Linked DNA regions of Homo sapiens: all the other regions are linked to region 1. A link is a loop called in an ENCODE intact Hi-C map of the cell type or tissue named here. Cell type or tissue: endothelial cell of umbilical vein. All regions are shown on one strand.

Region 1 (5,000 bases):
CCCAAAAGTCTCTAACAGGGCAAGAAATATCTAGAGTAGTGGTTTTCAGTGAGGGGCAACTTTGTCTCCCAGGGAACACGTGGCAATGTCTGGAGACATTCTGAGTCAGCACATTTGGTGCACAGTGGGAAGAAGGCAGGGATGCTGCCAAGTATCCTACAACGCACAGGACAGCCCCTCACAGCAGAGTCATCTGGCTCAAAATGTCGACAGCACCAAGGGTTGGGAAATCCTGACTTAGGGCAACATGGTACGGGAAAATTTAAAGAACAAACATAGGCAAAGGAAAAAAGGAGAGAAAACACTGAGTGAAAAGTAGTAAAGGAGAGAAAGGTGAAAAAACGAGAATAAAAGATAAATAGGCCGGGCGCGGTGGCTCACACCTGTAATCCCAGCACTTTGGGAGGCTGAGGCGGGTGGACCACGAGGTCAGGAGATCGAGACCATCCTGGCTAACGTAGTAAAACCCCATCTCTACTGAAGATACAAAAAAAAAAAAAAAAAAAAAAAATTAGTCGGGCATGGTGGCAGGCACCTGTAGTCCCAGCTACTCGGGAGGCTGAGGCAGAAGAATGGCATGAACCCGGGAGGCGGAGCTTGCAGTGAGCGGAGATCGCGCCACTGCACTCCAGCCTGGGCGACAGAGCGAGACTTCGTCTCAAAAAAAAAAGATAAATAAGCCATCTGTGGTGGTGTGAGCATGCAGTCCCAGTGACACGGGAGGCTGAGCCACGAGTTCAAGGCTATAGTGCGGTATGATCACACCTGTGAATAGCCACTGCACTTCAGCCTGGGTAACACAGACAGGCTCCATCTCTTTAAAAAAAAAAAAAAAAAAAAAAAAAAAAGAATAAGAAAGAAGCAGGAGTACCATCAACTGTCACTTTAAGTGTAGCACAATGGTATTTCCTACTCGGATGTGTTATTTTTAAGATGATACCGATATCATCTTATCCACCTTCAACCTTGTAACTACAGCCTTACATTACTCACTAGTGATTGTCTTGGGTCTACAGTAACCTACTAGAATACTACATATTTCTCTGCAGTGCTTAGCAATCCATCCGTCTTTTTATAATTCATTCATTTGTACAACAAATACTACATGCCAGGCTCTAGGAACACAACAGTGAGGCAAAAACTGCCAGAGTGGAACTTAAACTGGTGGCAGTGGCAGTGGCAGGACGGGGGAGGTGGGAGGCAGGAGATGGGACCAGTGATGCATCTAGTTTACTTTGCCTAAGTGAATGTCTCCACCTGTTATGTCTACAGATAGAGATTCATCTACTGGTACCTTGTCCAATTTTCCCAAGTCATTTTGAAATCCAAACTATGCTTGCAATGACCATCACTATCATTCTTACCCAGGTTGATACCAAATGAATATGTAATAAGCACACTTTCTAGTCCACCGCCCGTGGAGCAGAGTTTCTTCCAGTGGAACCAAGCCTTTCCGCTTCTCAAAAAAGTTAACTACAACGGTATGTGGAAACTGACATAGCCCCTACCTCCACTAAGAGAGCCTTCTAGGCCGGGCGTGGTGGTTCACGGCTGTAATCCCAGCACTTTGGGAGGGCGAGGCAGGTGGATCACATGAGGTCAGGAGTTCAAGACCAGCCTGGCCAATATGGTGAAACCCCATCTCTGCTAAAAATGCAAAAATTAGCCAGACGCGGTGGCATGTGCCTGTAATCCCAGCTACTTGGGGGGCTGAGGCAGAAGAATCACTTGAACTCAGAGGGCAGAGGTTGCAGAGAGTCGAGTCATGCCGCTGCACTCCAGCCTGGGCAAGAGAGCAAGGCTCTGTCTCAAAAAAAAGCCTTCTAGAGAATTACAGATAAACTTACGAAGTTATGACGGGAAGTGAAAGGGAAACATTGACAATAACTGGGGTATTCATAATTCAAAACAAATCACCCCAAAGGGTAGCTCACAATACAACTTCCAACTCAGAAAATATTAGAATCCAGTAGAAAACTGGTCTAGTGGAAGACTGGTCTGGGGGCACTGCCACCTACTACTTTCTTCACTCTCCTATACTCAGGGAGATCCTATACTAAAGAGGCACCAGGCATCCATCTGCTCTGGCGTGTAGGCATTACGTTGGGCTTAGGATCACTAGTTTTATGCAGAGAGGAAGAACTCGGATCCATCCAAGGAATAAAGGAATACTCAAAACTCGATCTGTTTCCAGGAATTTAAGCAGTCAAGTGTTAGTTTTGCACACACTACCTTCCCTGAGATGTCTATGGAAATCCATGGTGGATGATGAAACCGTAAGAGGCTTGGTATCTAATGAGATCAGCAATATGGCAAAGGAATCTGAGCATAGGAGGAAAGGATATGGGTCAAAAGGATATAGAAAGAAAATGTTACTCTTATTTTTGATGGAAAAGTAGTGGACAGTATTCTTCCCAAGGAGGACCCCCTGACAGCTGCACCCAGGGATTTAGCACAACTGCCCTGAGGCACTCACTAGGGACCTAAGCCGGAAGGCAGAGGAAAGAGAAACCCAGAGGGACTGGGGTGGGGGCTGGGACAAGATTGTATTTAAAGGAGTGTTTTAGTAAAGGTAGAGAAAGAAGAAACAAGAGAGATAGAGAGTAATATTTACCAAATTTCATGAGCACAGTAGGACAGAAGATGAAGGGAAGAGAAGAGAAGGTGGAGGCCTCTAAGAATTCACACCCTGTGCCCTCAGTTACAAACACAGTCCAGTTGCTAACAATATTAAATTCCAAAATGACTTGTAATGTAGGAAAATAAAATAAACATCCTGCACACTTACCCAATCCGGGTAAACAGCTTCCCATGGGCATGGAGAAAACTGAGGATGAACCTTTTGTTCAGCTGCATGGGAAAAAGGGAGAGGAGAAAACAATTAAACTTTCCCCAGTTTCCTGTTACTGAACAGAGTCCCCAGTGACACAATAACCTGGCCAGGGTCTAAGGGGTGGGCACTAGGGATGGGAACCAAATGGACATGCCCAAACTCTCACAGACCCAGGGCACATGCCCAACAGCTGCCGCTCAGCTGAGCCAAGATGACAACAGGCTCAGTGAGCAGACAGCACCCTCTGCCGGCAGTGGCACCTGTGTGCAGGGGATGAGGCGGTGAATCCTAATAAGCAGGATATAAAGAAAGGTGCCCACAGCTCTCTGAGGATCTAGGAGCCACTCCGGCTCCATAATCATGGAAATGAAACTCTAACAGGAGCAAGGATAATAGTGAAGGCCCTGGTTCTATTTGGGTTATTTTTCTACCTACCTAGCTAGGAAAGCAGGACTCTTTGACAACCAAGAGCAAGGTAACCCACCACTAACTAGCTCATCAAATTGTACTTCACCAGCTTTAAAAACTAGAGTTCATGTTCTAGGTCTGGAGTTGAAAATTCAAGTGTCTAAAGGGCTAGGCGTGAAGTATGCTGATGGAGACAGTAGCAAGCTATGACTATTCCACTCCAGTTTTGGCCAAATCCTCTATGTAGGCCCAAGCTGGAAACTGCAATCTGGGTTTTTTTGTTTTTGTTTTTTGAGACAGAATCTTGCTCTGTCACCCAGGCTGGAGTGCAGTGGTATGATTTCAGCTCACTGCAACCTCCACCTCCCAGTTCAAGCAATTCTCGTGTCTCAGCCACTCAAGTAGCTGGGATTACAGGCATGCACCCCCATAATCGGCTAATTTTTGTATTTTTAGAAGAGACGGGGTTTTGCCATGTCGGCCAGGCTGGTCTCCAACTCCTGGCCTCAAGTGATCCACCTGCTTTGGCCTCCCAAAGTGCTGGGATTACAGGCATGAGCCACTGCACCCAGCATGTTTTGTTGTTTTGAGACAGGGTCTCACTCTGTCGCCCAGACTGGAGCACAGTGGTGTGATCACAGCTCACTGCAACCTCAACCTCCTGGGCTCAAGTGATCCTCCTGCCTCAGCCTCCTGAGTAGCTGGGACTACAGGTATGTGTCACCACACCTAGCTAATTTTTAATTTTTTGTAGAGAGGAGTTCTCAATACGTTGCCCAGACTGGTCTCAAAATCCTGGGCTCAAGCAATCCTCCTGCCTCAGCCTCTCAAAGTGCTGGGATCACAGAGGTGAGAGTCACTGCACCTGGCTGAATCTGGATTTTTATGTGAAATACTCTGGCTTTTACATGTTGGCTACTAATGAAAATAATTTAAGCATTAAAGAAGCCAAAAAACACATTTGCCAGCTACATCTGGCCCATGAGCCACCAATTTACAATCGTGGTTCAAGGTTCTAGAAAATCTACTTCCATTGAAACCAAACTATTTCTCAGCAAAACAAGGGAGGGAAAAAAATTTCAATTCAAATCCAAAGCAAGTAGAAACAATCTAAAAACTAAACCTCCTTGTCATCTTCCCTGGTCTCCTAGAAGCAGTATATTCAGGGCTCTGTAGCCAGCCAGGAAGAGAAGTGAAGAATCTTGACCCCAGGATCCCAGTGGTCAGGGCAAGGAGTCCAGTATCGCTGGGCAGTCTGCCCCACAAGGAGAAAGTCCCTGTTTAATCCTCTGACAAAACAGAACATCAATCAAGCTATGGCAGTTCCATCTATTTCATATGGAAGCCAAGTGTGGGAAAAGAGGTACATTCTCACTTAACCAATGATCAACATCAAACTCTGCATAGAATGTTCACTCTATTTTTGCTTTAAATGAGTTACACTCATTTAATTTATAGATAAAAAGCTCAGAATATTTCATTGAAGATAACCTGTCTATACAGCAAGGTGAGTCAGGGCCAGGGACACTGGGTTCCATCAACAGAATGGAAGAGGCCGGGTGCAGTGGCTCATGCCTGGAATCCCAGCACTTTGGGAGGCCATGGCAGGTGGATCAATTGAGGTCAGGAGTTCAAGACCAGCCTGGCCAACACGGTGAAACCCCGTCTCTACTAAAAATACAAAAATTAGCTGGGTGTGGTGGCAGGTGCCTGTAATGCCAGCTACTTGGGAGGCTGAGGCAGGAGAATCGCTTGAACC
Region 2 (5,000 bases), 160 kb before region 1:
CTGCAGCTCAGCAGACCTCGCCCTGGTTTCTTTTGAAGACTCCAGCCTGGTGGTGTGAGGACTGCTGGGCCCCTTTACTGGAATTCACACGACATGACCTTGCTCAGCTGCCCTCAATGGCCTGGGCAGGGTAGGAGGTGGCTGGCTGGCTTAAGGAGCCTCCTGCCAGGCTGGTGGCACATTCCCCAAGGATGGCACCTCCCTACTTGCAGCCTCAGCTCTTAGCAGCCATCACTCCCTGGGTGGTCCCAGGCTCCATTCCTTGCTTTCTTACTTTTGGCCTTGGTCAACAGAGAACATGCAGCTGCCCAAGATAGCTTCCTTTGAGGGACAGGGTTAGCATGGGTACACAGGGAATAATTTAGTAGAAGGTTCCTGTTTCTAACTGGATTATAATAATGACAGTGATGACAACAGCTATCACTTACTGAGTGCTTATTACTGGCCAGGTACCGGGCTACCCATTTTTCATGTATTAACTCAGTTAATCCTCACAACAGCCTGTGAGATAAGATAGGTGCTATCACCATCCCTATCTTATAAATGAACAAACTGAGGTTTAGAAGTCAACACCTCGCTCAGGGTCACATGGCTAGTAAAGGCAGAACAGGGATTGAAGCCCAAGTGAATCTGACTCCAAAGTTTATGCTCTTACCAATAATAATAAGCTAAGCCATCCTGAATCCAGACCAGAAGCTCAGATCCAGCCCTCAGTGGCTCAGCATCGTGAGGCCTGCTGCAGGCCCACCCTAGATCTGTTCAGTACAGACTGCTCTCTTCTCTAACTGTCCAGCTCAAGGTCATATACAGATGGAATCTCTTGACTGAAAGGGATTACTCAGGTGGGTGGCTGGGTAGATGACGGGGGTATACTTTGCCTTGTGAGCAGAATCTAGGGGTGTTTTGGTAGGATCCCTAAGCGACTAAACTGTGTTCTATTCACAAAGAACTATGTCTGAAGAAACACCTTTCCCTACCTCTCCCAATCTGCTGAAGTGATTCAGTTTTGCAGTTTGGGGAGAGATGAGATCTGAGGATGGGGCCAGAACTGTCACTATCCTAAGAGATGTCAGGGGTCTGGGATGCTGTCCACAGTCACCATTCATCTGACACAGGCATGCTATAGTGTCACAGCGCTCACCTCCAGAGAGGCCCAGGCCGTGGAAAGAAGGAAAACTCTGCACATTCACTTCCTTGTTCATGAGGTTAACCCAGACTGCAGTGAGCGGGACAGAATGCCTGCCTAGCCCATGGGGGAACACTGCCTCTGCCTGCTCTGACTAGGGATATACAAGGTTATCACGGGGCTTGAAGTGAGCTTGACTGAGGTCAAAAGAGGGTCAGAGAAGCTTGTCTGAGGTTGGCTCAGCTCTCACAGTAAACGAGGAAGTGCAAGGTTATGAAATTACACAGACCAGGGTAAGCACAGTTTCCCAGAGGCCACTAACATGAAGGAACCCAGGAGACTCGTGGGAAAAGGAAGAAGTGGGCAGCCTGGTGTGGGTCACAACCTTTGTCTGGTCAATAAGCCTTAGAACGAGAAAAAAAAGTGTGGCACTACCAAGATCCGGGACCAGAGAAGTCATCTGTTCCTTGTGAGGGCAGAGAAGGCCTTCTCTGGCTTTGGTGCTGTGGCCCTCTCTGGGCCTCACTTGCCTCACTGGATTTGGGACTGCAGGCTCCCCTGGCCACAGGGCATCTTTGGGCAAGCCTGGGAGCTAACCTGGCTGTGCCCTCAGCCTGAAAGTGCGGGTGAAAGAGCTGACGGAGGCACTGCTCCACCTGTGCTTCCCCACACAGTACCCAGGGCTTGGGTGGCACTGCTCTGCCCTGCCTGAAGCCTGGATGCCCTGCCAGCTTTAGCAAGCCTGCTGTCCCCTCCCATGCTAACAGCTCATTCTTTCCCATTATTCTCTGCCCAGGTTTCATCTGGAGAGTCTGGAATCCTAGGCTCAGCTTTATCCCTGGAACCACCTCTGTCCTGGAAGCTGAGCCCTATGTCATCAGGGGTGGGGTGGGGCTCTCCAGTTATTCTAATGAAGCCAGTCCAAGACTCTGCTGCTCTCAGGACTCTGATCCAAAGGTGGCCACTCTATCACTGTTTCAGATCACAAACGACAGCTTCCAGCTGACATCTGGCTTCCTTGGCCTGTTGCTGACTTCATCCCTGTACCCCGCCCTGCTCTACCGGGCGCTTGAGACTGCTGCAGGCCAAATGACTGTGTTGGCCTATGGGTGACCTGGCCCCTGGCTAGAATCGCTTCCGTCCCTTCCCTTAGTCCCATGTTCCTTCCCACCTAAGTCTCTTGTCTTTAACACTGTGGGGTAAAAAGAAGAGTCAACCTTCAGGTAAAAGTGAGGTGTGTGTGAACACACATCCAGACAGAAATACCCACACCCAGACACACAGCAGGGCAGCTGGAAGTGATACTAAATGCATACATGCTCCAACAACATCACACTCACAACCACTCAGAACCCACAGAGAGCAGGGAAGCTGGCAGCAGTGTTTACTTAAACTGACACACAAACCCAGCACACACAGACCCACATCAACAATCACTCCCAGAAAGACACAAATAGGCAATGGCAATATATAGGGCAGGGCAACTGCCAGTGGACTATTGCAGGGGCGGGTACACAGGCTCATGCATGTGCATGCGCGTGCGCACACACACACACAGACGCGCACACACACACACAGACACACACACACGAGTCTGGAGTGAAGCAAGGGCTACAGGAACAACCAAGGGCAAACAAACAAGAGGAGAATTCCTTAATCACATCAGGATGTGCAGGAGGGAGGGAGGGAACAAGGGAGGGAGGGTAGGGCAGGGGAGGGGTGATTTTCCACACAGGGCCAGCAATGTCAGCTCTTCCTGTACGTGTGCTGGAGGCTGGAGTTCAGGCCTGTGCTGCATTGGGCTCCACACATCTATAAACTTGATCCTGACCACCCCCCTCTCCCTTTCCTAAGCCTCGAGAGCTGCACATTATTCAACTCCTTTCTTTCTTTTCCTCCCTTCTCCTCAATGCAGCATTAAAAGAAGCATCTGGAACTCGTAGTGGAGTAGGATGGAGGCACCGGGGTGGACTGGCAGGAAGGGGCACCATCAGAGCACACTCTCGAGAAGCTGGCTGGTCACATTAACACAGACGCTGTTCTCTGTGCTCATAAATAAGCAGGAGGAAAAGCTGAAGCCACGAGCAGAATGGGGAGGGGGCCTTCCCTCTGCCACAGCGGGCTCTTCCCGCATAGTACCTCATCTTCCAGTCGTGTTCCCTCTTGGCTTCCCATTTCCTTTCCCATGGTGTCTGGGACGGGTGCCACTGACACATACTTTCCACCCTTGAATGCCAGCAGAGGCTCTTCTTGTCCACAAAGGGCTTCCAGAAAATACTTCAGCACTGTGACCCTTTTGCAGTCAGCTGCAATAACCTACAGGGTGAGAGGGAGAGAAGAAAAACAGCATTTTCTGAAAGGGAAGATGGAGACGAGATGTTGCTTGCCGGCTGAGGGGCACAGGGGAACTGTGTCAAAGCTACCAGGCAAGGGGGTCAGAATGAATGACGGGGTGCGGAGGGCACAAGGGCATGTCAGGTGGTAAGTGAGGGCCCAGGGCAGGCTGAGGATCAAGATCTTCTGAGGTTATCTCTCCTTAGGTTATCTCTGGGGCAGCAGACAACCCCAGGGACCAGTGACAGGTGCCTTACATTTATTTGAGTAAGGTCCTGATACAAAACAGAATATATGACATATCTTCTAAGTTTGGTCTAGAACCAGCAGAGGGAAGAGTGGAGTGCTTTCACAGCATAGAGCTTTCTGGGGCCCCTCGCTGCCACTCTCCACTCCTCTCCCAGCACCCCTGCTCCAGACTCCCAAAAGGAGAATTTTCAGCCCAAGTGCAAATTGAATGCTAAGGGCTTTCTTGGCTGTTTCATTTCAACCAGATCATTTTGGGCTTCCCCTGACAGGTTCCTGCCCTATCTAAGAGCTCCTCATGCTCAAGAGACTAGAGTCAGGCAGGAAATTGTCAGGAGAGAGACAGGCAGAGCAGGTGGGGATGTTTCACCAAAGCTATACTCTTTCTGACGTTTACGCCAACCTGCTCCCATGTGGCCACATCAGCACACAAGTCAGTGCTGTCAGAGAAGCTTGGGCTGATTTAGCTGAGATGAAACTCAGTATCTTGAGCAACAGTCAAATGTGTAAGTGTCTCAGATTAAGTGTCCACCGTCCCCCAGTCTGGGCCCCCCTTCTGGAGGCACCACACCTGCATGCCCTCTCCTCCACACCCGTTTGCTTGGCTCACACTCTCCTCCATGCTTGCCCCTGTGTGCCCTTCTCTTCATCTCTAGCCTCCAGCATCCTCTTCTCCCTACTGGCTGAGTGCTCACCAAGGGAGAGGGGCCCTGCTGGATCTGGAGCTTGAAAGCTGAAGGCCATTCCACATGGGAAACACACGTCCGTGGCCAGACGTGCCACAGGGGACGGCCCCTTCATCCTCACTGACTAGCCCCTGCCTCTCTTTTAATGCATCCTCGTTTCTTAGTGTGAAAGGAACTTCACAGTAATAAGCCTTCTATCTGCAGCACATAGGGAAGTACTAACCTGGAGACTACTGATGATCATTTTACAGGTGCAGGTGTTCTCTCTCTCATGTGGACAGCAACCCCTCTGGTGGCAAAGCCTAAATCTCATCGTTTTCGTACGTCACTGGCAAGAATTGTAAGGACAAGCTGTGCACACAGTAGGCTCACAGTAAAGACGGACAGCCCAGGGAAGCTCGGCTGGGTACCACAGAGAGCAGATGAAGCAGGCATGACCCATGTTCTCTAAGACAGTGGAAATAAATGAGCACCGCTGTGCAGGCTGGCTGCCCAGGAAAGTGCGGCACACACCGGTCAACTGTGTGCTCTGTGGCTGCATCCTCTGCCACCTTCACCAAAAAGCCAACCCCGCTTTCCTACACGGTCTAGGAGTGTTCTCTGCTTTC
Region 3 (5,000 bases), 72 kb before region 1:
TTGAAGGACAGTAGGAGGACCTGAGGTCAGAGAGCTTGGGAGTGGGATGAAGGTGGGGTCACATAATGGAGGGCATCGTAGGCCACTGTGAAAACTTTGGCCTCTAAGTGAGAGGAGCAACCATCAGAAGGTTTTGAACTAAGAAATGACATGATCTCACTGATATTTTAAAAATAGACTGAAGAGTAGAAGGGGGAAGGAACCAGAGCAACCAGTCAGAAGGCATTTCAGAGAACTGAACCAGGGTGCAGTGGGAAGACAGAATTGTATCTGTGTGTGTTTTGAAGGTAAAGAAGACATTACCTGCTGATGGATTAGATATGGAAGTGTGACAAAGAAGTGCCAAGAATAACCCCAAGCATTTTGACACAAGCAGCCCAAAAATCAAGGCTGCCATTTACCAAGATGGGGAAGGGTAAAGGAAGACCAGGTTGGCGGGCAGCGGGTGGGGCAGGATTCAGGAGTTTGGATTTGGACATGTTAGGTTTGACATACCTATTTCACAGTCGTTGAAGTGGAGACCTACCTTAGTCTCACTGAGCCGCCACTGCCCCCTAGGTAGCCTGTGGATCACTACATAGGCTGAGGGCTGGTCTGCTGGCTCTGTGTTCTCCTCGAGCCAAAACACATACGTGGTATCTGACACTAGAGCTGAGAGAGCTGATGAAGATGGGGCGTAGGAAGAGTCTGAAGCTCGTTAGGACTCTTCTACTCAGCACCTGTCCCACACTAAAAGACAGCTTCAATAGCGAACTCCCCAAAGCATCCTCTGGAATCAAGACCACCTTGTGATCACCAAAGAAAAGTATGGGGATCCTCTGGCCCAAGCCATGTCATCCAGTCTCTCTTCTAACTCAACATCTTCCACATGTATAAAACAACTTGTTAGCTGTCCTCAGCCTCACATACTACAAATCCCCATTATTTTCCCATTCTGAGACTAGAAGAGCAGAATTTCACTCTACGTTTTTGTTGGAAAGGCAAAAAGTAAGTATTCCTCTTGGGAAAGAAGGGTTCTCTGATTCCCAAGATGTAGTAGCCATTAAGTGCATCCAAAGAGTATGAGTTTTTGATATATCAATGTCTAGAACCTTAATCTACTTACAGCAATTTAACCAAAGGGAATATATGCTCAAATTCTGCTACAAGAAATTGATACACTATTCATAACTGTAAAAAAATTGGGAACATTCTCTTGGTTCAATAAAGCAAAGATTGGTTAAAGAAATCTTGGAATATAAAAGAATTCTGGGTAACTATAAAAATGATTCCATATAAGAATATATTAAAAATGTTAGGAAAAAAGCAGATTACAAACAGTATATACAGCTGGGCATGTTAGCGCAGACCTATAATCCCAGCACTTTGGGAGACTGAGGCAGGTAAATCACTTGAGTTCAGTAGTTTGAGACCAGCCTGGCAACATGGTGAAACCCCATCTCTATAAAAAATACAAAAATTAGCTAGGTATGAAGGTGGGTGCCTGTAGTCCTAGCTATGTGGGAGGGTGAGGTAGGAGGATCACTTGAGCCTGGGAGGCAGAGGTTGCAGTGAGCTGAGATTGTGCCACCATACTCCAGCCTGGGCAACAGAGTGAGACTCTATCTAAAAATAATAATAATAAAATAAAATAAAAACAAATAGTATATATAAATATTAATATAACCTCCAGTTTTATTGAAAATGAAAGAGTGTGTGTGTGTGTGTGTGTGTGTGTACTATAAATTAAATACGATTATATATGATCAGCAAAATAACAGTGCTCTCACTTCTGGGTAGAAAGAAGGATTACGGATAATTTTTCCTCTTTTTATTTGTGTGTGTTTTCCAGATTTTCCACAGTGAACAAATACTCTTTTATACTAAAAACTGTTTGTTTGCTTGTTTGCTTGTAGAGACAGGTTTCTCATGTTGCCAGGGATGGTCTCAAACTCCTGGGCTCAAGCGATCCGCCCGTCTCCGCTTCTCAAAGTGCTGGGATTAAAGGTGTGAGCCACTGCAACGGGCCAAGACTTTATATTCTACATAAAGTCTCTCATATTTGTGGCTCATGTTTGGAATTTTTACTTTTTTTTTTTTTTTTTAACATCTCCCTATGTCCCTAGTATATACTTCATGTAGGTCAAAAGACTTCCTCCTGAGAAGACATTTGTGGAGCCTCCCCAAAGGCCTGTCCCCAGGGGATGTGATCCTCACTACTCTGCAGAGAAGTCAGTCACAGGGTATTCCTGCCTCCACACAGCACTTCGCTCCCAAGCTCGGTGGCTACTACTTCCCTAGCCTAGTAACTGTTATTACACGTGGGAAATGTGAAGCCGACTGGACTACCCCTACTCTTTACCTGGCTGAAAACCCAACTGATAAGCAGAGACTAAGAACTCCACAGTCTCCAACAGCGCAACAGGGAATCGGCTTTGTTTTCTATAAACAGACAGGCAAGAAAAACGTTCAGGTTAAAACGCAGTCCTCAGAGGAAGGAAAATAGAAACCAGGCAGTGGGGAATGCTTCATATTCCTACAAGTTTTTTTTTCTAAGTTAACACATGGTGTCTGCTTCTCTCTAGTCACCTATTTATCACTCTCCTCCTCAGAGAAGGGAAAAAGCCCTGGCTGTTTTCCTAGTGCAGAGCTTTGTGGCGGAGGGGGGCGGGGAGGAAGGGGGAGAAAGGAGGGTGCTTTAAGCATGATGCAAACCATTTGGAGCTGAGTGAGAGCACTGCCAACACAAGCTGCACTATTTAAACAAGTGAGGAAATGATCGTATATACAACATGCCAGCAAGCACACACACACACCAAAGGAAGTCGAGAGGGCTTTTTTTTTTCAGGACACAGAGCTGGATGTCAGCGGCTAAAAGGTCGATATTTTCCCTTAACACCCTTCTCAATGACTTAATCATGTTCCATTTGCACAGAAAACTTCCCAAGAATAAAAAAGTCTGGAGAATTAAGAGGAGGGGCGAATGGGGAGGGATGTTTGGCCTGGGGCTGACCTTATCCGAGGTTTTCTCCACGTAGCAGGGGTCCTGAGGGGCAGCCAGCAAGGGGACAAAGCCCGAGAGAAGCCGATCCTCTTCCAGGATAAGAAGGGTGAGGTCATCATCCGGGTCCTTGTACAGTGGCACCTCAGACTGATTCACTGCAGTCAGTATGTTACAGAAATCAGCCAGCGTCGACCATACATCCACAGCAACACTGTGAGAAATAAGGTAAGAAAAGAGCAGCTCTAAAGAGGGACCAGTAAAAAAAAGTATTCTCAGTATTTGTGAGCAGGGAAGTACTTGCAGCAAATGTTGTCTAGGCTGGCATCTGCCAGGAAATCATACCCCAAAAATGCTAGGAAACAAAACTGTGCCCAAGGCAGCAATCTGAGGTATGTGTATGTGGATTTATGCAAAGTTGAAATTGATTAGGGGGAGTTTTTAATCCTCACCAGAGAGGAAAAAGAATTTGGAGACTCAGTTGCCTAATGCAGGGTCCTGTCATCTTTCCAGACAGTGTGCCTGAGACGCTTACTCAAACACTCTAGACACCCAGTGCTTGTGGCTGCTCCCAGAATTCCCCACTGCTGTCCAGCCAAGTACATGCCACACAGACAGCAACTGAGCACCAGCCTCTCCTCCTCCAGCCACAGCCATGGAGGGTCTAGTCACAATACAGCAAGAGTCATGCATGTTTTCCTCCTACAATGCTTTAGAAATCTCTTCCCTATATATAGGCAGGCAATCAATCAATCAATCAACCAATCACACAAACAAACAAAAACCTCATTCCTGGCCCATCAAGATCCTCACAGGAAGGTAAAGCCTCTTACACAATTCATCAGCGCTGTCTCAGCCATTCCACACCTCTCCTTTCTCTCATTTGTGGAAGGTGAGATACAGGGTGATCAACTATTCCGGTTTGTGTGGGACTGTCCCAGTTTTAGCACTGAAAGTCCCACGTCCCCAGAAACCCCCCAGTCCTGGGCAAACTGGGATGGCTGGCTGTCCTAATTGCGTATCACCAGGTCCTGGCTGAACCTGAGAAGAAACCTTGAAACTGCAAAGTCTGGCTCTCCTTAATTGAAATTTCAGCATAGAATTATAAAAAAAGAGGTTCATTTCTCTGTCACCATCACTTGTCAAAAATCGACTGTGGGTCAGATTCCTGCTTTGGTGGGTGCTGAGGATCCATAAAGCTTTTTTTTTTTTTTTTTTTTTTTTTTGGCCTGCCCAGGGATACTACAAATTGTGGTAAGCATATAGGGCCTGCCAAGGCTACAGACTTGGCTTTCTTCTCCAGGAAAGCACCTAACCAGGAGTCTGGAACAGATAATATCCTATGGATGCTAAGTTTTACTCTAAAAGAAGAGAGATGCATAGGAGAATTACAAAGAAAAGCTTCACAATTAGATTCATGAGCTAGAGTGGCAAGAGGCAATATGTAAAGAGAGCTGTAAGAATCATCCTGGGCGGGGTGTGGTGGCTCACGCCTGTAATCCCAGTACTTTGGGAACATGAGAAGGGAGGATCACTTGAGGCCAGGAGTTCAAGACCAGCCTGGGCAACACAGTGAGACCCTCTTGCTAAAAACAACAAAGAAGAATCATCCTGGAATCTCCCCAGTGGAGTTACTGCCTATGAGTCCTACTAGGGAGGGGCCTCAGATCTAAGCAATTTGTTTCTCCTGGAGACCAAGAATCTTTGGGAGATGGCAGAAAAGAAAGCATTCAAGGGACATGCCACCGAAGGTGACAGTGGGGGAGAAAGTGGAGCAGAGGTATGGGAACTCCCTGACTGGCTCCAGGTGGAAGGAGGCTGCAATGGTTTATTTACTGTAATCATTGCACTAGGAAAAGGCAATGAAATGAAACATCTTGTTTTCAAGAGTGTCCTGGGAACCAGACGGAACACAGCCCCATTAATCACACAACGGCACATAATCAACACACGTGTACTGCAGAAGTAACTCGCTTCACAGGCTTTACCCAGGAAAAAGAACATGTTTGGGAAGAATCAC
Region 4 (5,000 bases), 340 kb before region 1:
GACACAAGAAATGTGAAGGAAATAGAAGACCTGGTCCCTTCTCATTATCCGTCCATGGCGGGGGGGGAGCCTCACAAAATGGAAGAGCACTTTCTATAAGCAAAACCAGAGTGACACAGAGGATGCTGAGTACGTGGTGTGTGAAGGGAGTCCAGTGAAGGAGAGCGGACAGTCTGGTGGAGGCAGACAAAAAACCTATGAGTTGTCATCGTGAAGTTGCAAAAAAGGGATTGGCTGGCCGGGCGCAGTAGCTCACGCCTGTAATCCCAGCACTTTGGGAGGCCGAGGTGGGTGGATCACCTGAGGTCGGGAGTACAAGACCAGCCTGACCAACATGGAGAAACCCCGTCTCTGCTAAAAATACAAAATTAGCCGGGGTGGTGGTGCATGCCTGTAATCCCAGCTACTCGGGAGGCTGAGGCAGGAGAATCGCTTGAACCCAGGAGACGGAGGTTGCAGTGAGCCGAGATCGCGCCATTGCACTCCAGCCTGGGCAACAAGAGCGAAACTCCGTCTCAAAAAAAAAAAAAAAAAAAAAGGATCGGCTGGAAGAAAAGTCCATTTCAAACTGAAGGACTGGCACGTTGCTCAGGAGCCAGTAAACCAGGTGCAGGTGATACCAAGAAAATTAGCTTGGTTTGAGTGGTGAGTCTTTGTAGAAAAATAAATGAGATTGCTGCACACTGGGAGGGCGGCCTGGATCTTCATTTCCTTGGAGCTTAAGACTTAAGCCCTGTGGAATGTAAGTCCTAGGAGTGTCCTTTGTCACTAATTGATCTTTCAGCTGCTCATAGAGCTGGCATTCTTGCAGGCCAGGTACACGAGAAGATAGAGCCGGAGCAGCCTGCCTCCGCTTAGCCAACTGCATAGCTGAGGAAATCCTGCCGGGCATGTTATTGGAGGGTTGTGCACTCTATTCCTCACGAGCTTCGTGCTGGGATGCTCATTTTCTCTGGACAAAGATAGACTGGCTCCCTCTCTTGTTGATGGAATGGAAATTCTCTCTTGCATTATGGTTTCTGTGATAACTTTGGTGGCGGTGGTGTGGGGATAATGAAGAGTCTCTTAATGGCTCTAGTTAAACCTGGTAATATCACTCTATCACACTGGAGCCGGCCGTGGGAATCTAACCCACTTTTGTATTCCTAAACGCCTAAAACCTGCCACTGGCATCTTCGCATAATAAGGAACCAGTCATCGCTCGTCTGTGTCCTGGAACATATTTATAAGCCTATGTTAATTTCTGGACTCCGGAATGGCGCCTCTTCCAATCCCAGCCCTCGGTCAGTCTCTCCGGATAGACTTGGGAAGTCAGGTCGTTTCAGCCACACATCACCATTCTCCGTCCCTGAGCCCGGCATGCTGGTTTAGTGCCCCCAAAGGAAGAGAACTCATTTTATTCTGGAAATTGGGAAAGTGAATTTGCTTCAGGACCTGCCTAGGTCTAATTAGTCCAGTCCGTAAGCAGGCCTGGCTCCGTGTCTGAGGCATGCGTGCACGTGGATGGTGTGTGTGCACACGTGTGTGTGGCATGTGCACGTGTGTGCCCTGGCAGCCACTATAACGTGCCCGGCAGTGGCCGCTGTTCGCCCAGGTTGGCCCAGTTCAGTCCTGCTTCTCAGGGTGGCTGGTAGATGTGGCCACCTTACAACCCCCAAAAGCCTTCCATGTGCACCCCCAACCCCCAAAAGCCTTCCATGCGCACCCCCAAATGGAGAAGGGGCCGGGTGGGGTGTCATTAGGAGATGGGGGCCACGTGCCAAGACAGAGGAAGGGGAAATGGGGAGAAAACAACAAGAAAAGGAATAGGTGGGGAGAGAGGTCATTTTAACCTAAATTAAATAATGGAAATGACCATTATGAACACAACGAGGGCAGGGATTCCGTAGCCAGAGCTGCGAGACCGTGACAAATGGCTCTCCAGGGAAACGGGGTGCAGCCTCCTCTCCTGGAAGTCAGGAAAGGGGTCTCTCCACCAACCAGGGGCGGGAGGCAGAGCCTGCGCTGCCGGATTTAGCCTGGAAGTTAAAATCGCTGAAGCAGTTTATAGAAACAGCAGAGTGAGCCGCCGCGCACAATCAGTAGGCAGGATCCAGAGACGATGGCATAAATGTTTCAAATGTGCTCAGGGTAATTAGTTTTGAATTACCATGTGCATATTTTAAACATTTAAATGATCATCCCAGGTTTTCGAAAACAGTTGCACGCGGCTTGATGTCACCTCCCCTCCCGGGCGGCCTCCCCAAGGGGACACAGCCAGGTGGGGCCTGCGGGTCCCGCGACCTCAGCCGGGGAGGGGCGCGCGCTAAGCCCGGGGATCAGCGCGGATTAGGCCGCAGCCCCGAGTCCTGGAGCAGCCGCTCGCCCGGGACTTCCCGTCCTCCAAGCCTGCGTCGGCTGTGCCAGGTTTTCAAGACGATCTGCTCAGCGTTTAGGTTTCCCATTGTGCATGAAAATGCAATTCCACGCGGGCAGTTTTTCTCCCCCGTTTGATTTCCTGGAGACCCGGGTGGCTGGGAAACTTGAAAGGTGACTGGCCAGGTGGGAACCGCGTTTGGTGTTTGAAGCCAGCCACCTTGTCCGCCAGTCTCTCGAGGCGACCTGCCTTGCAGCAACTCCATTCTCCCTGGGGTTCGACTCAGAATGCAAACGACGATTTCCAAATTCCCTAATTCCGGAGGCGCTGGGAGGGGCGAAGGTGTCAGGCCTGGACCCCCACCCCCCGCCCGCGCCTTCCCTGCCGGCTGCAGGGGCGGATCCAGGCTGCGCCCTGGGGTGTCTCACAGAGGCCCTGTCGGCGGGGCGCGGCGGGTCGGGGTGTCTAAAGTCAGATCCCTAACTTCAGACACCCGAATTTAGCATCGTGGCTTAGAAACGCTGCCCTGTGTCCCCTTCCTCCCGGTTACAAGCTGTTTCTCCAGCAGGTGGAGCTGGGAGAATAAAAACTATGAGCCTGTGCCTGGGACCTTGCAGAGGGAGCTATCTGTGCTGAAATCCTGGTTGAATGAAAATTGTTCATTATGCAAACTGTCTGGTTCAGTACACAGAGGCAGCCCCCAGGCGCAAACCCCAAGTAGCTGCTTCTTCTCTCCCCAGATTAAAACATATGAACTGCTTTGATGTAATCTTATAACAAAGCCTAATAGAAATTTTATTTCTTTGAAGTTGCCTGTCATTTCTTATTGCCCCCCTTCTCCCGTCCTATTAATACCCGTACAGTCTGGGATATGCAGCCGAGTTTAGACTGTATTTGACGATGGGAACAGTGTGTTTTCCTCGGCAGTGGTCTGAGTTATTTAAATGCAGTTACATTGCTTGCAATATGTTTAATCTCTTGGGCTTCCCCCCCGCCCACTGCTATTTATCATGTTAATAGAATGCTACAGAATATCACATTATGCAATGTGTTTAAATTGATAAATTATATTAGAAAAATATTGCATAGGCGTGTTAATGGTAAGTGGGTTTTTGTAGAAACAGTTTCTCATTAGTAGATCAGCTGCTCACAGGGTAGAAATTGTAAGGATTTGGGAATATGCTATATTTATGACCTATTTGGCTAATTAAAATTAAGGCATAATTTTAGCATGAAGTTACTGCAAGACTTTGCAGAGAGGGTGGGGAAAGAAACTTGCCCAAATCCAGTTACTTTTAAATGTCAGTTGCCATAACAACTTCACATGAGCCATATTTTTACTTGAAAATTCCTTTTAGGATTCGGTTGCTATAATAATTTGCCTCAGCTCTTTTTAGGAGACATATTTTCCAATTTTCCTTCTGTGATCATTTCAAGACTTTCATTACTGTAACGAAAAATGACCATGGAAACCTCAACTCTTCCTTTCTCCGTGTGCAGGAGCAGAGTGGTCCCCCAAAATAGAAATATAGGTTTCCAGGAGGTATTCTGTAGGAAGGTGCCCCCAGGCCATGGGGGAAGGGGCCAAGCTCTGGGGATCCATTGTTGCAGGAGCCAGTTCCCTTCTGGGTGGGAATTATGAAGCCCACAGAATTTTTTGAGGTGTGGCTGTTAAGCTTTTCTATGTCCTGGGAGTTTTGCATGAGGCAAAGGCCAGCCTGACCATCTCAAGGAAGAATGAGTCTACTCATGTATTATGAAGGCCCATTGGGGGCCGTCAGCTTGTCATTCAGTGGAACTGCTGGTATTTGATGAGCAAGTGAGGCAATCCCCAAAGTATTTACTTAGAAGCAAAGTAGTAGCAGAGTAAAGTTCAGTGCCCTTTCTTTCGGTGTTTAGCTGCTAACCTTCATTCATTAGCCAATATGACCTCCAAGAAGCACCTGCAGCTATGCTGTGTTCTGGCCACAGACACACCAGAGAGGACTAGTTTCTGCCAGCTTTCAGATCTCTCTGGGCCAACACCGTCATTGCTGAGGGCAGGCTCGGGGTCCCAAGGAAAAGGTCCCGCAAGCGGGAAGAACATTCCATTTCAAAAGGCTTCTGGTTCCTCCTTCTGGGGGGAGCATGGCTGCTCTTGCTGACTAGTGTCCCTGACAGAAGCTGTAATCGGGTCTCTGGCTTTAGGGATACCATAGCTCCTCTCTTGGGAATTGCCATGGTCCTTCCTCTCCCTTTTCCATCTTCTCTTTCTACATCAACTCTTTGGTGGGATCTCCAATGGCCACATCTTTTTTTTTTATTATTATTATTTTAGATGGAGTTTCGCTCTTGTTGCCCAGGCTGGAGTGCAATGGCATGATCTCGGCTCACTGCAACCTCAGCCTCCCGGGTTCAAGCAATTCTCCAGCCTCAGCCTCCACCTCCGGAGCAGCTGGGATTACAGGTGCTCACAACCACGCCCGGCTAATTTTTGTATTTTTAGTAGAGACAGCTTCACCATGTTGGCCAGGCTGGTCTCGAACTTCGGACCTCAGGTGATCCACCCACCTTGGCCTCCCAAAGTGCTGGGATTACAGGCGTGAGCCACCATGCCCGCAATGGCCACAACTTTTTTTGGGGAACTCTAAAGCTCGAAAGGGGA
Region 5 (5,000 bases), 150 kb before region 1:
TTTCTTCTTAGAGGAGGCAATGAGGGCCATTATCAATCAGCCAGCATTGCACAGATGCCTGCTGTCCCCACCTGTAACCACCAGGTGTGTGCTGAAGTCTCTTAGAGAAGGGGAGGTGGGAACTGGCAAATGGTCAGATGGCAAGACCTGGTGCTGGTGGGGAGACTATCCCAAGACAGGGTTACTGAAGATCCCAAAAGGTACACGTATATTTGGCTACTAGGAAGGAGACGATGTTCACACTGAAGGGAGAACCAGGGGAACAGGGGAGTTGTGAAGCACACACAGGAAGTAATGAGGTAAATAAAGTATAAAAAACAGGGCCATTCTGGCAAGAGGCAAGACAAGGCAATACAGGAGGTTGGACAAGAGCCTGGGCTTCATAGTTACACAGACGTGAGTTCAAGTACTAACTGCCACTTCCTGGCTGTTTATCCTTAGACAAGTTACTTAACCTCTCTGAGCCTTTGTTTGCTCAAGTTGTTTGTGAGGTTTAAAAGATAATACAGGCCGGGTGCAGTGGCTCATGCCTGTAATCGCAGCACTTGGGGAGGCTGAGGCAGTGGATCACCTGCGGTCAGGAGTCCGAGATCAGCCCGGCCAACATGGTGAAACCCCATCTCTACTAAAAATACAAAAATTAGCTGGGTTAGTAGCGGGCTCCTGTAATTCCAGCTACTCAAGAGGCTGAGGCAGGAGAATCTATTGAACCCAGGAAGTGGAGGTTACAGTGAGCTCAGATCGTTCTATTGCAATCCAGCCTGGGTGACAGAGCAAGACTCTGTTGCAAAAAAAAAAAAAAAGATAAGACAAGCCTGGGCAACATAGTGAGACTGTGTCTGTCAAAAACAAACAAACAAACAAAAAAGCTGGGCATGGTGGTGCAACACACCTATGGTCCGAGCTAACTAGGAGGCTGAGGTAGGAGGATTGCTTGAGCCGGGGAAGTCAGAGCTGCAGTGAGCCATGAGCACGCCACTGCACTCTAGCCAGGGTGACAGAGTGATATCGTGACTCAAAAAGAAAAAAAAAGACAGAGGGAATACATATCAAATACTTAGCGAGATGCCTGGGCCCAGTAGGTGCTCGATAATTGAGCAGCTGGCATTTTTTTTTCCTCTTATCTCCACTCTCTTCAGAGGTGGGAGGGGCACTGCCTAACATGGCTGAGCTGTTTGGAAGCCAGTCTGAGAGGCAAGGTGGGAAGCATGGGGCTGGCACATAGCCTAGGGCCAAGGGGAGAGGCCCTGGAATGCTTACCTGGCTGTTGAAGCTGCAAAAAAAATTTTTTTTAAATTTGTCCAGGCTGGAGTTTGCAGTGGCGTCATCATGGCTTGCAGCAGGCTCAGTCTCTTGAGCTCAAGCGGGAAGCTGGCTAATTTTTAAAAATTGTTTTGTAAAGATGAGGTCTTGCTATATTGTTGGTCTCAAACTCCTGGCCTCAAGTGATCCTCCCACCTTGGCCTCCCAAAGCACTGGGATTACAGGCACGAGCCACCACTCAGGGCCTGAAATATTTTATTCAGAACTAAGGTGCTAGATCCAGGCTACTGGGCTGGCCAAGCAGGGGAGGAAAGACCTTGCCTCTCTTCAGCAATCCCTCTCCCTATTCTTCAGAAAGACTCCGGACCTAACCATAGGTATGCATGCATTACTCCAGTAATCTAGAGAGGCTCCAAGGTCCCGGGCTTCGGAACAAGCGGGCCACTAATAAATGTATCAGAAATACAGTCACAATTGCCTTGTCCATGAGGTCCCTTCACAGTGGGGTACGGGCGGTGGCTCTGCCTTTGCTAGTGGGATCGTTGAGGGTTTGAGGAGGCCCTGCAAACCCTGCAACGTAACTTTCTTTCTTTTTTTCTGAGATGGAGTCTGGCTCTGTCACCCCAGGCTGCGGTGCAGTGGCGAGATATCAGCTCACTGCAACCTCCACCTCTTGGGTTCAAGAGATTCTTCCTAAGTAGCTGGGGCTACAGGCACGTGCCACCACACCCAGCTAAGTTTTGTATATTTAGTAGGGATGGGGTTTCACCATATTGGCCAGGCTGGTCTCTAATTCCTTACCTCAAGTGATCCACCTGTCTCGGCCTCCCAAAGTGCTGGGATTACAGGCGTGAGCCACTTTGCTTGGCCAACAGTATCTTATTTTATTCTAAGATGGGGTCTTGCTTTGTTGCCCGGGCTGCTCTTGGCTACTCCGAACTCCTGGCCTCAAGGAATCCCACTGCCTTAGCCTCCCAAAGTGCTGGGATTATAGGTGTTAGCCACCGTGTCCAGCCTGGTATCTTTCTTAAATAAGACCCAGCTGGATCCTTGCCTCATGTCTCCCAATATGAAAGTAGTGATGAGAAGATCCCCAATATGGTATTTTCTACCCACCTGAATTTCCTGAGCTTAGATGTTCCAAACAAAGCCAGATAGGAGTCTGGTCTTCCATGGGCAGAGTAAGCTTGCTCTTCTTGAACTGTTCCTTCATGGACAGAAACTATTCTTTTCTAGAGCTCTCGGCTCCGGCTGTACCAGAAAGGTACATTCTCAGCGGCAAAAGCGTCACAGAGAGCAAGCTATAGGCAGCAGTAGCTCGGGCTTCAGTCCAATTCTGCTTCCCCTGCAGAGTGCTCTTAGAGCAGCCACCCACATTGGCAGGGGTTAAGGACGGATATTGGCACTGCCAACACAAGCCTTTCAGGTCTGGCTGGCTTCAGCTGATCTGAAACCTGGAACACAGGCGCTGGGGCCCTCACTTACTGAACCAGCAGGGGAGGCTGCAGGCTCAGCCCCTGGGGATGAAAGTCCTCCCGTCTGTCTCAGTCTGCAAATATCCACACACAGTCTGTTTCTACACTGCCAGTTAGCTCTGGGCCAGAAGCACTGAACCTTGGGCTCTAGTCACTCTGAACCACACTGTTTGCCTTCTAGACAGCCACGTCCAGGAGGCCTCCCCTTAGGTTTGTGTTTAGGCTCCTTTACCAAATTTGCTCCTAATTGTATTTATTCTACGCGTGGCACAAGAGTGGACTCTCGGAGACATCTGTAGTCTTCAACACACTTAGGCAACATGCAGTTCAGCAACATGTAAGTGCCTACTGTGTGTGTGAGGCACTGTCCTCCAGACCCTGGGGACTCATCACAGAACAAAGGAAAATCCCTGTTTCACTTGGGGGGTTGGGTGGCGTGGGTCACATTCATACCAGATACATCAACAGACCCCCTGCATCAAGAGAGCACGCGCCCCTCCCCGGCTGCCATGACCTGCGGTACTCAGGAAGGCAGAATTCTCAGCCCAAGGGAGAAGAAAAGCTCCTTGCAGAGACCCAGGACACTGCTCCTTCATTCCTTTCAGGCGGATGGGTCCCGAGGAAGTCGGGATGGAAAATTCTTTTGGGCTTAGCCTTGCTATCAAATGAAATCCCAAGCTCCTTGCAAACCCTCGCCCACCCACCCCTCCCCCCAAAGATCACTACTGGCACTTGTGGCTATTATTCCCTAATCCGGAACTTCAAGCCCCAGGCAACCCCCTTTGCTATACCCTGCAGGCTGTCTGCTTCCCCTGGCACCTCTGAAAGTTCACATATTACTCCCCCAACCTGCAGTTATTTTACATTTAAGCAATCAATTCATTCCCTCATCGTCTTTTAAGCTTGGTAAGGTCTTTTTCTTTTTTCTCTTTTTTTTGAAACAGAGTCTTGCTCTGTTAGCAATCAAGGCTCACTGCTGCCTCAAATAACTGGGCTCAAGCAATCCTCCCACCTCAGCCTCCAGAGTAGCTGGGACCACAGAGGCACACCACTTATGTCTGGCAAATAATTATTTATTGAGACAGAGTCTCACTGTATCGCCCAGGCTGGAGTGCAGTGGCGCGATCTCGGCTCACTGCAACCTTCGTCTTGAACCTGGGTTCAAGTGATTCTCGTGCCTCAGCCTCCTGAGTAGCTGGGATTCACAGGTGCACGCCACCATGCCCGGCTAATTTTCATATTTTTAATAGAGATGTGGTTTCACCATGTTGGCCAGGATGGCCTCGAACTCCTGACCTCAGGTGATCCACCTGCCTTGGCCTCCCAAAGTGCTGGGATTACAGGCGTGAGCCACTGCGCCTGGCTAATGGCTAATTTTTTTTTTGTAGAGACAAGGTCTTACTATGTCCCCTAGCTGATCTCAAACTCATAGCTTTAAGTGATCCTCCTGTATTGGCCTCCCAAAGTGCTGGAGTTGCAGGTGTGAGCCGCCCATCCCAGCCTATAAGTCCTTCAAGACGCCAGTTAGCCTTTGTCCAGTCTGCCAGCCTACCTTCCACAAATCTTTCGTAACGCCCTACTATGTGACAGGGACTGCTAGACATCCTGGGCACACAAGACAAGACAAGACAAGACAAGACAGATGCAGTCCTTGACTTCACATGACCTTCAGTCCAGCAAAGGACTCCACAGGAACCTCACACTAACCTCTCCCAAGTACACAGGTATCCCTCCAGCAACTATGGACTAGGCCTACACTTCATTCATCTTCTCTGACTCCATTAGCAGCCCTCAACATCTGCACTACTTGTACGTCACAAAGTGAATTCTTTTGTCCTTTGGTTGGAAGAGACCTTAACAATCACTCAGAGCCACAAGAGAACCTCCTCTAAATACCCCTCAGTGATCCAAGTCTTTCTTGACTACTTCTGGTGGAGAGGACTCAAGGCCCTGGAGTAGTTTTTAAAATCAATCATTACTTAACATTGAAGAAATATATAATTTTTCTTTTCTTTTCTTTTTTTTTTTTAGACAGGGTCTCTCTCTGTCCACCCAGGCTGGTGTGCAGTGGCACAATCACGGCTCACTACAGCCTCGACTTCCTGGGCTTAGGTGATCCTCCCACCTCAGCCTCCCAGATAGCTGGGACCACAGGTGCGAGCCACCACACCTGCTAATTTCAGGGTTTCACCATGTTGGCATGGCTGGTCTTGAACTCTTGGCCTCAAGCAATCTGCTTGCCTCCGCCTCCCAAAGTGCTGG
Region 6 (5,000 bases), 52 kb before region 1:
CCATCTTTGCCCCAGGAGCAAGTATGATTGGAGTACACAAAGCCAGCCCCAACCCACTTCTGAAAGTACTGGGTGTAAGAAGGAGCAGGCTGCTGCTCAGAAGGGCCCAACAAACGAATAGCATCCAGGGTAGTAATTCTTTGATTGTGGCTTTCCCACCAACCTTCCAGATGCCCACTGGTCCCAGATGTCACCCTCTGACTTTCCAGCTCAACTGTGGCAGGCAGTTAAGGAAGTGGTAACAATCCATGTGATTAGAATAGACCAGTCTCACTCCTGTCCTGTTAAGGCCCTAAACCTCTGTTACAAAGAAAACAAGCATGCAAGAGCCAAGAAGAGGGGAGGATGGAAAGCAGGAAAGGGGGAGATATGTAAGTTGTCAAGAAAAGTTACCAACTTCTCCCCTTCACCCTCCCCATAGGCAGCAGCACTGTCAGTACCGCCCAGCTCAGTCCAGGCCATTGCCACGCCCGGACAACATCCTGCCTCTAACTAGCAACAGAGCCGGGAAGAAGGGAGTAAGTCCAGAAAAGAGGGAGTTGGGAGAAGACAAGTGGAGGCCACATCCTGGTAGCTGATACTCTGAGTAAACATTAGTGCCTCCTCATCAACTAAGCAGAAGTTACCTGCACTCAGAAGGCTAGAAGGGATGGAGGGGGGTGTCCTGGCTCCAAGAGACTGGCATTTTATGAAGCACAGGCTACACTAAGACACTCCCATGACCCTGGACAGGGATAAGACAGGGGAGGTTTCTTTCACCAAGCCCAGTTCTGTATTTATGACAAATGGCAATCACAAGCTAGACTGTCTCTCAGAGTTCAAGGTGGGGGCTAGGGCTCAGAGGGAGAATGGCTGCTTAACAACAATGGGATCTGCGGTCTTCGTGGACTCCAGGTTGGCTCCTTTTCTAAAGGCTCCTGCAATAAGGTCTGGAGACCAGGCAAGGTAGCAACAGCTGGAGTCTCTTTGGTGTAGATCTGAAAGTGCTCAGCCACCTCCCAGGGCAGCAGCTAGAAGGCAGCTTCATGACTGCTCTGTCCTTGGTGACGGTTATGTCACCTCAACTCCCCATCCCCTAACCCCCTCCTGAAGAAAGGCTTGAAATAACACTGCCTGCTTATGTGTCTGGTCCATCTGATGCGGAGTATTAAGCAGTAACTGTTCTGCTGTAATCAAGCAGGTGGAGATTTTACAAACGATCAAGGGGGTCAGCATGTCTGAGTGTTGGTCAGGCCTCTGACTGGCCATGTTACCTAGAGCACCTCCTGGAAGGCCTGTCCTTCTCCATGGCTCAGTAGTACCTCAAGCACATACTGAGCATGTAGAATGTTCCAGACTCTGTACTAGGTATGATGGAGCACACAGTTACAAATAAAACATGGTCTCTGCAACCGTAGGACCTTTCAATAGGGTAAAGAAAATTGTTATTTATCCAAGTATCCACGGCAACTTGGATCCAGTGCCTCAAGTGAGACATGCACTAAGTGCACAGCATCTTCATGGGCTGCTCTTGGCCTCACGTAGGCTTCCACAGGCTAGAAACCGTAAGACGCTACTCCCTGAAAGCATTCACCGTTACACAAGTGGGTAGGAAAACAGCATCTAGATTCCCAGAGTCCACCCACTTTGGGGCTAGATCTAGGAAACTGGCCCTAGTCTGATGAATGCCCATATATATCCCTAGTGTTGGGCTGGGCCAAGCCAACAAGTGATGTGGGGTGGGGGAGGAAAAGGCATTGTTTGCCTTGGTATTCGCCTGGGTTCCTCTGGCTTTGTGTCAGGTAGCAGGAGCATGACAGGAGCTGAGGAACTCATTAACACTGTGAAACAGCCTTTCCCCTTCTTTCCAAAAGCAGAGACTTGCTTAAGGGTTTCGGGTAAGGGTTTTGGCTAAGGAAGTCAGACGGAAATATTTCTTAATAAGAAAGTCACCTGAGGTCTGAACTTGGTTCTGCTCCTTCCCACATGTGGGCAGGTGACCACAGCTCCTATTATTCCTATGGCCAAATACCGGCTCGGACAGAAATATTCTTCTTGCTCCTATGTAACAGGGAGACTTTCTCGTTTTTCTGAGAATATATTCATGGAAAACATAAACCAACTGTCGTCAAAGTTGCATGAAATCAGGAAATGGAGCGGCCGGGAGAAGGCTGCCATGTGGCCGGATGTTATGTATTTCTAATTAGTGCTATACATCTTTCAACAGCAAGTGTCCTTCTGCTGGGAAACACAACACACTGCCCTTGTTATTGTAACTGTCAGAGAAGTGCTTAAACAGATAATCTCCAGGAAAAGTGATAAACACGTCCCCTCTCCCACCAGTATGTGTGCGACGGTGCTGCCAAAGCAAAGCTGTGCCTGACAGCTCCAGGATGGCAAAGCATCCTCCTGCAGGAAATGGGAGTGAGGCAGGAGGGGCGGAGAGGGAAGAGCAGGGGATGGGAGGCAGGCCCACCTGCCTGGGCCCTCTAAGCCGAGCCAAGGGATGGTGGTTCAGAACCACTGCTTCTGATCAATTCCAGTGTTGCCATCAGGGAGAGATTTGAAGGAAACCAGTACCAGTGGGATGGAGTTTGGTTGGTCACAGAAAAATCTGGCAGCGATGGAACTATCAGAGTTCCCTTGGTGCACACAGCCAGTTTCCTGGCAAGAGCATAAGAAGAGTAATGAAGAGAAGACACAGGATGGATGACACCTAAGTCTGATGCTCTGATAGCAGCAGAGGGGATTCTGAGGGCACTGGGGTCCACGAGCCATTCCAGCCCAGAGAACCAACTATCTGCCTGGCTGCATCACTAAGAGCTGGAGAAAAACGCAGGCAAGACCACTTATTCACCAATTCCCTCCCCACTGTCTCCTCCCAAAGAAAGGAAATGAATGGTCAGTCACCTCCAAACTACCACCACCTGGAGGCAATTTGTTGGCCCTTATCTTTCCGACATAAGGCTGCTTTTCTCATGAGTCAGTTACCAGTCAGACACAAGGCTGGCACAGTTCCTAAGCAGCCCACCAAAACCTCCTTGTCTACAGGAAGTGGGCAGTGAGAGTATCTTTCAACTGCTGCTGCTTGAGCCACAGAGTTCCCCGTGGCAGCTGCTAGCTGAAGAGGAGGTAGAGGAAGCAGTCGCTGTATAGGAACGAGACAAAAACAAAATCTCAGAGCAAAAGCAGAGATGTCTTTTCATCATTTTATTCCCTGAGGAGCAGAACGAATGAGTCAGCAGAATCAGGCACTAATACACCCAAGCAAATTATTCATGCACAATGGCAAAACAGAGGCTGACTGAGTGTAAAGCAAGTCATAACATTTCCCTAAACTGATACAGCCAAGTGACATGGTGGAATATTTGTCCCCACCCAAATCTCACGTCGAATTGTAATCCCCACTGCTGGAGATGGGGCCTGGTGGGAGGTGTCTGGATGGCAGGGTGGATCCCTCAGGGCTTGGGTGCTGTCTATGTGGTAGTGGCTGAATTCTTGCAAGATCTGGTCCTTGAAAAGTAGGTGGGACTGCCCCACTCTTTGCTCCTGCTTTCGCCATGTAAAGTGCCTGCTCCCCTTTCGCCTTCTGCCATGATTGTAGCCTTCCTTAGGCCTCCCTAGAAGCCGAAATGCTTCCTGTACAACCTGCAGAACCGTAAGTCAATGAAACCTCTTTACTTTATAAATTATACAGTCTTAGGTATTTGTCTATAGCAATGCAAGAACGGCCTAATGCACCAAGACAAGACAGAAGAAGGTGGAAGGTAATTTCCTCCCTAGGAGCCCTCGCTGTCAGTGTTCCCTTTGGATTTTCTTCTAAAGCTCTTCTGAAAGTAGGGAAATATGGGGGCAAAGGAAATCCCAATCTTCTAACAAAATGACTTCTCCCATTAATTCCGAAAACACTTGAGTGCCCAATTGTGGAGGATATAAAGGAAAGTAGGATCCTGTCTGGGAGAAGAAGATAATCTAATAAGGAAGACAGGAAGAATACATACCTACTCAAGTAACTATAATTCAAGACAATGTACTACATATCATAAGGAAGATGGAAGTAAGATGTTTCTGTCACCAGAGGGAGAGGAAACCATTTCAGCTAGCATGTAACAGAGAAGGTTTCATGGTAGAGACCTTTATTTTTGAGACAGATTCTCACTCTGTCGTCTAGACTGGAGTGGTGCAGTGGTACAACTGTGGCTCAGTGCAACCTCTGCCTCCTGGGTTCAAGCGATTCTTCCGCCTCAGCCTCCCAAGTAGCTGGGATTAGAGGCACGCACAGTTTCACCATGTTGGTCAGGCTGGTCTCGAACTCTCGGACTCAAGTGATCCACCTGCCTCGGTCTCCCAAAGTGCTGGGATTACAGGCATGAGCCACCATGCTCGGCCAGAAGAGACCATTTCTAAGGTGGGCTGGAAGAGATGAACAATGATGGAGTTGGTGGATGCAGGGGGGACCACATGTACTACTTGAGGCACGCAAGTACTGTGTGTGCTGTGCTCTACCTGGAACCACAAAGTATAGGGCCTGCAATGCCAGAACAGGGAACATGAACTTGACTCAACAGTGAGGGAGCACTCACTCAATGTTCTTGGATGAAGCAATGAGTGAATATTTTATAAAGATTAATCTAGCTAAAGCATTTAGGACTAATTAGGGTAGCTGGAAAAAGGTAACAATGAGGGAGACCAGTTGGGAAGCTAAGAGAGCATGAACTTGTTTGAAGCAAGCGAAATTACATGTAAAGCACTCATAAAGTTTATAATGCCAAGTAAGGGTAACATCTTCTTATAATAGAGGTAGAAGAGGGAATGAAAAGCAGTGCACAGATATGAAAATTACCGCAGAAAGAAAATCAAAAGAGGCCAGGAATGGTGGCTTACGCCTGTAATCCCAGCACTTTGGGATGCTGAGGCAGGAGGACTGCTTGAGAGCCCAGTAGTTCAAGACCAGCCTGAGCAACAGAGTAAGACCCTGTCTCTACCAAAAGAAAAGAAAACAAAACAAAACAAAAAAAAAA

What was found. A loop is a pair of places that touch in the nucleus more often than their neighbours do. Peaks named below come from ENCODE experiments on the same cell type or tissue, not always from the same donor. Only the 100,000 strongest peaks of a DNase experiment are listed, where the experiment ranks them.
Region 2: it touches region 1 in a loop (5-fold over the local background); 47 of 110 quality-filtered maps call a loop at or near these places.
Region 3: it touches region 1 in a loop (5-fold over the local background); 46 of 110 quality-filtered maps call a loop at or near these places.
Region 4: it touches region 1 in a loop (13-fold over the local background); 17 of 110 quality-filtered maps call a loop at or near these places.
Region 5: a loop joins it to region 1, with 6 times the contacts of the local background. A loop is called at or near these places in 47 of 110 quality-filtered maps.
Region 6: it touches region 1 in a loop (6-fold over the local background); 11 of 110 quality-filtered maps call a loop at or near these places.

Annotation. Positions count from the first base shown.
Region 1 is chr17:2,241,870-2,246,869 of GRCh38, forward strand. It overlaps SMG6 (SMG6 nonsense mediated mRNA decay factor), which reads right to left. Exons shown (of 19, transcript NM_017575.5): 9 at 2,789-2,850. Among named protein-coding and RNA genes, the nearest start is that of SMG6, 59 kb to the right of the region's middle. RefSeq lists an enhancer at 3,118-3,167. In endothelial cell of umbilical vein, a CTCF peak has its summit at 3,087 (motif pointing left); a DNase peak (open chromatin) is centred at 2,922; H3K27ac peaks cover 1,665 bases.
Region 2 is chr17:2,082,460-2,087,459 of GRCh38, forward strand. It overlaps SMG6 (SMG6 nonsense mediated mRNA decay factor), which reads right to left. Exons shown (of 19, transcript NM_017575.5): 14 at 3,266-3,442. Among named protein-coding and RNA genes, the nearest start is that of SMG6-AS1, 4.8 kb to the right of the region's middle. RefSeq lists enhancers at 1,441-1,500, 1,571-1,650, 2,106-3,018. In endothelial cell of umbilical vein, no CTCF peak of the experiment used is centred here; DNase peaks (open chromatin) are centred at 2,272, 2,762 and 3,342; H3K27ac peaks cover 3,449 bases.
Region 3 is chr17:2,169,666-2,174,665 of GRCh38, forward strand. It overlaps SMG6 (SMG6 nonsense mediated mRNA decay factor), which reads right to left. Exons shown (of 19, transcript NM_017575.5): 13 at 2,993-3,194. Among named protein-coding and RNA genes, the nearest start is that of SMG6-AS1, 82 kb to the left of the region's middle. RefSeq lists an enhancer at 3,228-3,964. In endothelial cell of umbilical vein, a CTCF peak has its summit at 579; a DNase peak (open chromatin) is centred at 2,766; H3K27ac peaks cover 3,336 bases.
Region 4 is chr17:1,905,989-1,910,988 of GRCh38, forward strand. No RefSeq gene overlaps it. Among named protein-coding and RNA genes, the nearest start is that of RPA1, 78 kb to the left of the region's middle. RefSeq lists enhancers at 1,172-1,680, 1,681-2,188. In endothelial cell of umbilical vein, a CTCF peak has its summit at 2,917 (motif pointing right); a DNase peak (open chromatin) is centred at 2,943; H3K27me3 peaks cover 2,206 bases.
Region 5 is chr17:2,092,406-2,097,405 of GRCh38, forward strand. All of the region lies in intron 13 of SMG6 (SMG6 nonsense mediated mRNA decay factor), which reads right to left. All of the region lies in intron 1 of SMG6-AS1 (SMG6 antisense RNA 1), which reads left to right. Among named protein-coding and RNA genes, the nearest start is that of SMG6-AS1, 5.2 kb to the left of the region's middle. In endothelial cell of umbilical vein, a CTCF peak has its summit at 2,754; a DNase peak (open chromatin) is centred at 2,776.
Region 6 is chr17:2,189,723-2,194,722 of GRCh38, forward strand. All of the region lies in intron 10 of SMG6 (SMG6 nonsense mediated mRNA decay factor), which reads right to left. Among named protein-coding and RNA genes, the nearest start is that of SMG6-AS1, 100 kb to the left of the region's middle. RefSeq lists an enhancer at 4,959-5,000. In endothelial cell of umbilical vein, no CTCF peak of the experiment used is centred here; DNase peaks (open chromatin) are centred at 1,649, 2,229 and 2,989; H3K27ac peaks cover 3,216 bases.